2 separate regions of the Mus musculus genome follow, and region 2 is linked to region 1. The links are chromatin loops, found by intact Hi-C in ENCODE. Cell type or tissue: left cerebral cortex. All regions are shown on one strand.

Region 1 (5,000 bases):
ATGCAGAGCCCAGTTGCCGAGTCCACAGTGTGACCAGGCCTGTGTGGTTATACCAGAGCTCTACCCTAGTTCCCACCTTCTAGAGAAGGACTCCTGGCTGGCTCGGCTGCCTCCTTCTGAAGCCCAGTAGATGATTCAGATCCCTATGTTTTTATTTTTGTCCTCCCTCATTTCTTACAAACACACACGTGCGCGCTCACACTCACACACACACGGCATGCACGCACACACACACAGGACAGTTAGTGTCACCCACTCCACATTTAGGAATTATTGAAACACGAATGAAATCAGCTCTGTCTCTGACACACATCGCAACCATGTTTCACCAACTTATCTTGAAACCGGCCACAGTTCAGATGGTGCACAGTTCTGGCTTTGTGAGTCTAACCTTATCAGCCTTTCCTTTCCTGATGTCTGGATTTGGGCTCACAATGGAATGTGGCTCTTGTAGAAGTGCTGGGTGCAGTTTTCCCCTAGTATCTGCACACCTCCAGTTCTCCCACTGGCTGGGGTGTTGCTGCGTGTGCTGTGAGCCGTTTAACAGCCCAGTGCTGTTTCTTGGAGGTCACTGCTTCATCATTTGAAATGTCACTTCCACTACATTCTGACTCTCCATAGGGACCCGGGTCCATTCTGGACTCTTTAATCTGTTCAGTGATCTCTCTAGTCAGGTAAATATATATGTTTGCAGCTAGGCATCATGGCCCATGCCTGCAGTCCTAGCACTCCGGAAGCAGAAGGGTTGCTATGTGTTCAAGGCCAGCCTGGACTATATAGTAAGTTCTAGGCCAGCCTGGGCTACCATGTAAAATGACTGCCCCCAACCCCCATCCTCAATCTCAAAACAAAAACAAAAAACACAACAAAAATGAAAACAAAAACACAAACAAAACAAAAATAAAAGAAACAAAAAAGAAAGAAAAACGAATTCTCCAAGCATCCATTATGAAATAGTAAGACTCAGAGAGGCTTCACAGAGCAGTTCACTATGCCTCACCTCTATCTCACCCAGCTGGAGACACTGAGTTCTCCTACTTGCTGGAACTCATTCATGTGACAGTTCCACCGACAGCAACACTGCTGACTTGGACTAACGGATGCAGAGACAGCACAAGATGTTGAGAGCCTTAGACTCACAAGATCATGCTGGCAATAAACAGCCTGAAGGCACTTTGGGTGACTTGGGTCCTGGTAGTTCTACCTTTGTGAATACAAGAAGGACCAGAATCTTAGAGGTCAGAGTCAGGATGAATAGAACTCTATGCCCAGGCTTCATTCTTCTGGACACTCCTGACTTTGTCCCCACTACAAATCAGAGAGGCAGTGAGCCAGGAACTGCTGCGCTTGCCACCTCCCTTTTGTGGAGAGGAGACCTTGTCTGTCTTGCTGGGGTGAAAGATGGCCAGCCTGGAAAGAGCCCAGTATCCCCATTTACTCCCAGATGGGATCATCAGCCTTAAACTGTAAGCTCCTTGCGACAGAAACTGGCCTCTGATCACTAGGAAGTGGCCTCCCCAACTCCGAGACCGAGGCACCCTCAAGGTGAGGTTTCCTAAGCTCCGTCCCCTTCCCTCTTGCCTGGGAATTCCATTTGCTCCCTGGTGCCCACACTTAGCCTTCCACCCAGTGTGCACTGCATTTGAGCCATCAGAATTGGGGTGGACAGAGAGGGAACCTGAAACAGACAAAAGTCCGTGTCTGTCGAAAGCGGTGTTCCAATTTTCTATTTGAAAAGTAACTGCGAGGAATGGACTATCCTGAGCTGAGAAAAAACAAAAACCAAAACAAGTCAAACCCAACCAAAACAAACAAAACCTAGAGACTAGGAAACAGTCCTACACTAAGTTAAAGTCGGCAGTGGTAGCAGAGCGCCCTCTGCTGGGCAGCCTGGGATCAACCTGAGGTACCCAAGCTTGGTTTCTGCTTGGCTGTTCCCCTCTCTCTGCTTTAGAGGAGATAAACCTGCAAATGACTCCTGGAGAATTGTGTTCTTTCCAAAATAGTTAATATGATATATGACCTACGTCTCATTATCAGAGGTTTAAAAGATTTGGCTTAAGTCCTGTGTGAATAAGGATGTGGACTTGTGACCTCAAAGCCCTCAAGGCAGCCATCCAGGGCGTGTTAGCTGTTAGTTCTAGAGGTGAGATGAGTAAGGGACTTTCCTCCACTCAAGTGGTCACACCAGGATTCCCAGGTCTGAGCTCTCAAGTGTACTGGTGTCAAGTGCCTGGGAAAAAAGTTCTCCTGACCATGTAGTAAACTTAAGTTTTATTTCTAGAAATCTGACTTTTGAGTTTTGTAATGGCTTCTGTACTGTAGCTTCTTATTCCAGTTTGTTTCTAGAAAAGTTTAGCTTATCCCTTTGGGAGAGTTTATTGATTGCATACTATTTGTAAGAAGCTGGGCTGGACGCTGAGGAAGCAGAGAGTTGACAGGAGGCTCCCACTCCACAGACGGTGACTGGTGGCTGTAATGGAAGGCTTCAGCGAGACACTCAGAGCCAACTCATTTCTATCTGCTGCCACAGATCTAGCTTGAGAATCTGTGTGACACAGTAAGGCTCGGGCATGAAGTGTGCTGGAAGGGGACTGGGGTGGAGCAAGAAGAAAGCAGGAGAGAAACGGGCACAGAAGAGGACTTTCACAGGGCACAAACAAACTCGACTCACCTCCGGAAATTCTTTCAGAAGACTGAGACCCTGACCCAGTACTCAGAGTGTGACAACTCAAGAAATCTGTGGACAAAAGTCTGGTGACAACTTTCACTCTGGCATAGAGATGGCGGCAGGTTATACTGCAATACCAACCCTATTCTTTGATAGGAGTTAGCACACATTCTCTGAGAAAATGTGTGCTAACAGGAGAAAAGCTCTGAATTGATTCCCTAGCTACTCAGAAAAGGAGGATAGGATTCATTAGTGATGTCAGCTGTGGCTGGTGTCTGAGGAAGGGGCAGGGTCCAGTCTGAACTTGCCTTCATTGGTCCCAAGACAACTGCATGTGTGCCACCTCCCTCCCCTTCTAAAAACTAGGACTCGAGGAAATGCAGAGGGAGAAGATTCCACAGCAATAGCTATGCTGCCAGAGCCCTCGGCTATAAGAATGGATAGGCATCCTGGGTGCTTCTGTAGGCTTGGATGAATGAAGACAGGCATCTGCATAAAACCATGGAGAAGCCAGGCAAGACAGAGAATATGCCCCACAGGCAGACATGGGCATCCTGGAGGTTGGCACATGTAAAGTAGGGAGCAAGGACTACTGGAGCCAACAGGGAGACTGGACCCTGCCCCTTCCTCAGACACCAGCCACAGCTGACATCACTAATGAATCCCATCCTCCTTTCCTGAGTAGCTAGGGAATCAATTCAGAGCTTTCCTCCACAGAGAATGTGTGCTAACTCCTATCAAAGAATAGGGTTGGTATTACATCAGCCCAGGCTCCCTGTCCAGCCCCCAGAAGACACCAGTGACAACAACAGCTCTAGCCAGGCACGACTCCAGGGTAGAAGAACACAGCATGTCAAATCCTCTTCACTGGGACCTAGAGAGTGGACTCTGCACATCCTTTTGTGAAGTGTCCTCTAAATCAGAATTTCGATGGTGCTAAAAACCTTATTACATCCTGCTGGTGCAAGCCAAAGGCTAACAGGCATGCATCTAGAGAGGGCAGGAAGAGAAAAGGCAAGGCTCTATTGTCAAGGACCAAATAAGAGGACATCTGGCCAGCAAGTCAGCAAGATTTACCAAGTACATGTTTGTTAAGAGCTCACAGCAAACAAGTTTACAGAATTAAAATCAACTAGAAACAGAAATTGCAATGAATCAACCATCTTCCCAGATTCTGTTAGCAAACAGCCAGGAAGTCTTTAGCCTTGTCCTTGGATAGATTCCCGTACTATCATTGGGATTGGCACCTTTAAACAGACTGGGTATTCTTCTTTTCTCAACTAGATGCCCGTGATGGCTTGAATAGGTATTCACTTATGAGTTTGAATGCTTGGCCCACAGGGAGTGGCACCTACTAGGAGACATGGCCTTGTTGGAGGAAGAGTGTCACTGTTGGTGCCACAAGCTGGACTCAGTTGGTCCCTCAACCCAGGGGAGAAATCAGGGTCCCAGTACTCAGATGGGCAAGGAGTCAGCGAGTGACAAACAGACACAAACACAAGAGAGTGTTGGATCTGAATGTAATTTCTCAAAGCAAGCATCAGACTTACAGAAGAAAACAAGGAAATTAGGTGATACATCAGCCAAGGTACAAGGTACAAGGTCTGATGCATAATGACACAAAACAGAGAAGTGCATGTATAAAGACTGGCAGGAACCAGGCAGTGGTTACAGCTGAGATAAAAGTGGTTCTATCTAAAGTCAGCTATTCTAGGAGCCAGGTGAGGATTTTTCATGCTAGTCACAATTCTAGTTTATTGTATAACCCACCACCAGGGGTCCCTTGGTAAGCGCCTAACTATGCTATTCCTCTGAGCCTTGTGAAAACTTGTACCAGGGGGTTCCGCTCTTGCTAATCTTTTCATGAATAATGCAATACTGTAGTTCCTCCTTAAACCACAATCCACCTCCTTCCTAGACCATTGTAAATTCCTGCATATGTGAGTGACTCGGCTATCATTTTAAGTATCCATAGGGAACCTCCATTTATCAGAGGAACTCACCAATTTTCTTCTAATATGTAATGTAGTCTGCCATATCTGACTGTAATGAGAATTCTAAGTTTACTTTGTAGAACTTGCCCTGAGATTTCTACTCTTATCCAGTAAGCTGCAATGCCTGATTTCTTTTTCTATCTCTCTTTCAACACTGTAGGCATTTTGTCTGAATAAGTCAAATCATTCCTTGGGGGCATCTATAATAAAACAATACTGAAGGAAAGCACACAAGACCCTCCACAGACTATCACAGGGACAAATCTAAAACACATCTGTTACGGGATTCCAAGGCCTCCAGGAGACCAGTTTCCATGAAACTTTTTGCCTCAGGA
Region 2 (5,000 bases), 930 kb before region 1:
TGGATATAGGTTTCAGTTTAAGGATTATATTAACCCAGATTAGGATATTGTACCCCCCGCCCCATTCAAGTCCAGGCAGAAAGCTTTTGACCCCTGTTCAAGTCCAGGCAGAAAGTTACATTGTAGAGGAAGCAACTTTAAAGAACCCCAAGTACCCCAAGGAGGAAGTGTTGGGATTCTGTGGTAAAGGGCAATGGTCATCTTGTCCTAGGTGACACTTTGAGATGGAGCATAGCCCATCATGGTAGAATCCCACCAAGCATGAATAATAAATCTCAACAATAATTTAAAAAAGAAGTTCATTTTGGGCTTGGGTGTTTGTGTACTTGGTACAAAACATGAGACGTTTACATGCGTGTACTGATGATGTAAGATATGTAACCGTGTTTGTTGAATGGCCAAGGTGCTAGCAAAATCAAAGAGAATTAGATCACCCAGCCAGCGGTGTCTAGGGTTATATCTGATTGTTGTAAACCTAACAGCATTTTATTCCAAGTAGCAGCAATAATTAATATTTTCACGGGGGCAGGGCCTGCCTTTGGTCCCTGTGGCCCCTGCTGTAGACTGGTAATTGGGGAGGGACCAAGCAGTCACCTGATGGGATCAGACTTGCTCAGTTTCCCACATAGTCCCTTGATGGTGGTCATGGTCCTGTAACCGTCTGCATGGTTCCTGCATGGAGTATTCTCGGTACTTAAGGAAAAGCTTCATCTGAGGCACCAGGCGAGCTGTTTCCTCCTTGGTGCACACTGCAGGAAGCAGCAGCCGCCATCAGTGGATATGTGGCTGCTAGCAGGAAGTTACTACATAGTTAATATTCATTTTTCCCTTAGACAAAAAGGGTGTCAAGGTGTCTTACAACACAGGGACAGCCCTTCTTCATCTTCCCCTTTTCTCATTTGATTCAGCCTTACCCAGAATCCTCTTGTCTGGCATTCAGTAGATGTGCCCTCTTATGTTTTATCTTTACAAAGCACTCACAATATCATAGAACAAAAAATTTAAAAATCATTTTCTTTCCTTTATTGGTGTAAGTTAGAAGGTCTAAAGAATAATAGTGATGAGGATGTAGGTCAAACAGGAAATAAAATTAGTAAAAATAACTGCTGCCAACTGTTTGATGCTATGAGTCTATGTTTTGATGATTAAGGTTGGAGGGACAGACACCATGGGGGCAGAGGCTTTTACCTGTAGTGTGCAGCCACACTTCATGCCGCCCATTGTGGCCTCGCTTTGAGCTGTGTTCTTTATTCTTGAATATTTTCCCAGTGCCTTCTAAGAAGGATGGCAGGGATTTGCATTCGAAGTTTCACACAATGAGTTTCCATGACATACTTGTCTCAGTTTCCTAAACCTTCCCTCCTCGTGGAAGACCTTCACCGCAGGTGTCGAGAGTGCACAATTGAGCTGTTTTGTGCCTCTCCTCTAAGGTCCGTGGTTAAGTTCATCGTGGGTCCAGGTTGGTGGATCTCGGGCTGAGAGTAAACCAAAACGTTGGTTATCTGAACCTCCTTTTGCAAATGATTAGTCGCCCGGTGCATTCGTTACTTTCCTGTTGCTGTGACAGAGGGCCTGACTAAAAGAGAAATGGGGGAGAGGGGGTTTATCTTGACTGACAGTTCCAGAGGGGATAGGGCCCATCATGGCAGGGAAGGCATAGCAGCAAGAAGATGAAGATGGACTGGCGGTCAGGAAGCTGGCTGATCACGTTCCATCTGCAGGAAGACAGAGAGCAGGAAGTGGGACCAGGCTAAAAAAAATCCATATCCTTCAACAGGGCTCCACCTTGTAACTCTTCACGAACCTCCCTGAACAGCAGTACCAGCTGGGTATCAAGTTTCCAACATCAGAGCAAGAAAGGGCCGTTTACATCCAGACCACAGCACCGGACACTTGAGAGTTGGGGTTAATTTGGGGGTTGAAATTGCAGGACCTCCATGTGACAGCGTGCAGTTCTTGGACACTGACCTTAGGTTTTTCTTTTCGAGTGCACGTAATGATTTTTCTTAAGATTGTCTAATACACATTTTCAACGGTACCTGATCAATACACCAATGGCTTTGAAATGACGGAGTGCCACGAAATTCCTCTGTAATTTAAACATGATTAGCTGATGAAGGTTATGATCAATACGTGGCGGGAAGATAAATTAATTGATATCATCCTTTCAGGATGATGAGAAGCCTTTTGGAGGTGGGCCATGACTGATGAAGCGGCTGCTTCGTCTCTGGGAACCATTTTTTATAGATTGAATTTCCACATAGTCACATTTAACACTATCATTCCTTTGCATAGAAGCCATGAGCTGTGGACACACCAGTTTCTGCTTAAAGTTGTGTTCATCTGGAAGTGAAATTGTCTGTGAACACCGCGTGGTCTGTTTGTTGTAACCATGAGTCCTAGAGGGACAGAGTGCCTCTGAAGCTGTAGCAGTGTGTGCAGAGCGAGGGCTGGGAAGCTCCAGGCTTGACCCCAGTTCCTCCCCAGAGAAATGCCTCCACATGGTTGCTACTGGAGCTGTGACACCTATTGGTGTGAGAATGGCTTTCTAATCGTTGATGTTCCTTGCAGTTAAATTCAATATGCTTTATCAGCAAGCCTATTTGCTGAGAGAAGTTATGGCTGGTTGGATTTATATTTGTATTGATTAAGATAAACTTCTAGTGTCTGTGGTAGTATGTTAGAATTAAAAAGAAAGGATAAAGAGTCCTTGATGAAATTACTCTGGTTTGAGTATATAATTCTACAAGTGTGTTACAGGTCATTCTTTCCAGAAACTTTCAAAGGGTTTCTGTTTGATTTTCCTTTTTGGGGATTACTCTTACATCAAATAACTGCATACTGTTCCGTGATGAGGATAATCCGTGGTGGCCGTGTACCTCTTGCTACACATTTGTGTCCCCTGAGGTGTGGTCCAAGTAGGCAGGCTGAGGCCCTCCCAGGAGTCAGGACTGGTCTGTTTTACACCCTATCTTACTGGTGTGGTTTTCTTTCTTAAGACACCTAATGGTCCTGGTGGCTGCTGGCACCAGAGCCTCACCTGTCCATTTCAAAGAGAACAAGCAAAAAGACAAAGAAGAAAGAGACAAAGAGAAGCTCTCACCTGAGAACAGGTCCTGAGAGCCAAACGAGCTTCCAATTCTCATCCCATTGGCCAGGGCTTGCTTGTGTCCTGGTTCATTTGGCTAGGGCTTGCTTGTGCTCTGGTCTGATTGGCTAAGGCTTGCTTGTGCTCTGGCCTGATTGGCTAGGGCTTGCTTGTGCTCTGGTTCAATTGGCCAGGGCTTGTTTGTGGGCCATGATCACCCTGGGAAATGTCATATTTATCCTGCTAGTCAGGTGTCCAGATGAAACTGGTAGATGATGAAATGGCAGGATCCAGGGATCATCAGAGGTCCCTGTTGTTCATCTCATACACGGCCGGCAGCCTCACCTTGATGTCTCCTGTCTCTGTGTCTACTAGTTGCCCAGAAGATCGTTGCCACAAGGAAGAAGCAGCAGCTATCCATAGGCCCCTGCAAGTCCTTACCCAACTCTCCAAGCCACTCGTCTGTGTGTTCTGCCCAAGTGTCCGCGGTACACATCAGCCAGGTACTGGAGGTGATGCGGGAGGTGAGGCAGTGAGCGGGCGCCAAGGAGGACTTGGGGCAGGGAGGGTGCACAGCCGTGCCAAAGCTGTCATCCATCTCTTTTTTCTTTTTTTTTCTTTTTTAACTTTGTAAATAACAGCATGTCTGTAATTGACTTCCCATTTCCTTCAGAAGCTACTGTGGCCAAGTGGGTTTTATGGGAGTCAGTCTTTAATGTTCTCTCGCTCTGCACAATGCCTGCGTTATGAGGCATGCTGGCACAGGGTGGTGCCAGGTGTGTGCTGCTGTCTTTGCTGTTGATTGAAATCACTGGCTCTGCTCTTGATAGGTTTATGGCGGCAACAGTTGTGAGTAAATCTTACCGGCTCAGGAACACACTTAAGCGTAGACCTGGTGGTCAGCTACAGTCACCATCTCCTTTAGGTCCTGTAGAAGCTGGTAATATCCCCCAACAATGCTTCACTAAATTATTAATTTGGAAGCAAAGTACTTGTCACAGGAATCCACCCAGAGCCTCATTAAGGAGCTGGTGAATTGCTGGTCCTTGTTTTGTGATCAGTTGTCCTTGAGTGAGTGTCCCATTCCAGACACCCAGTGTGCCCGGAAAGCCGCTGCCCTTGTGCATTTACCCCCTAGGATGGGCCAGGATACACCTGAGCCCCTCCACCATTGGTGTCTTCAGTTAGGACAGTCCTCTGATTTCTGAGGTTCATGTAAGAGTGGCTGCTTGTTGTTCTGAGAGCCCTTTTCCTCCTCATCCCAGGAGGAACAGTGAAGTGACCACAAGGCCATTTTTAACTGTGCCTTGTTTTTCAGAGAAAGAAATATTGTGATTCTTTTCTAGGTTTTGTTTTCTTTTTTTTTTTCTCCAAAGTTCACTGCATTGGTACTGACCTGTAGTCTCAGTGGTCTAGAGACCGAGACAGGAAGATTACTTCAAGTTCAAATCCAGTGTGGGCTACATAGTGAGTTTAGGTCACCCTAGGCAACAGAACGAGGCCCTTTCTCAAGAAATAGAAATTTTCAAGCCCCGTTATGGAGACCTGAGTTCCCTTTTCTCAAAGTAACTCTTGCTTCCAACGGTACTCGGTGCTAGTAAAACTGGTCCGGTAAAGGAGCTGACACCATGTCTCATGATAAGAGAGCTTCTTCATGTCACTTTCCATTTTCCTTGCTGTGACCCTGTATGGGTGTTTTTGATGCTGTTTGATTGACAGTGCATTGCTTTTGTTTTTAATTTTTACAGACAAGTAACGGAGGTGGGAGTTTAAGTGACTACTCATCCTCTGTTCCTTCGACCCCAAGCACCAGCCAGAAAGAGCTTCGGATCGACGTCCCTCCCACTGCCAACACTCCAACGCCTGTCCGGAAGCAGTCCAAGCGCAGGTCCAACCTATTCACAGTGAGTGT

Evidence for each region. Peaks named below come from ENCODE experiments on the same cell type or tissue, not always from the same donor. Only the 100,000 strongest peaks of a DNase experiment are listed, where the experiment ranks them.
Region 2: a loop joins it to region 1, with 8 times the contacts of the local background. A loop is called at or near these places in 4 of 42 quality-filtered maps.

Annotation. Positions count from the first base shown.
Region 1 is chr1:90,591,164-90,596,163 of GRCm38, forward strand. No RefSeq gene overlaps it. Among named protein-coding and RNA genes, the nearest start is that of Cops8, 9.8 kb to the right of the region's middle. In left cerebral cortex, a CTCF peak has its summit at 1,884 (motif pointing left); a DNase peak (open chromatin) is centred at 1,881.
Region 2 is chr1:89,660,198-89,665,197 of GRCm38, forward strand. Agap1 (ArfGAP with GTPase domain, ankyrin repeat and PH domain 1) reads left to right here. Exons shown (of 18, transcript NM_178119.3): 7 at 3,464-3,591; 8 at 4,837-4,992. Among named protein-coding and RNA genes, the nearest start is that of 4933400F21Rik, 21 kb to the right of the region's middle. In left cerebral cortex, no CTCF peak of the experiment used is centred here; no DNase peak of the experiment used is centred here.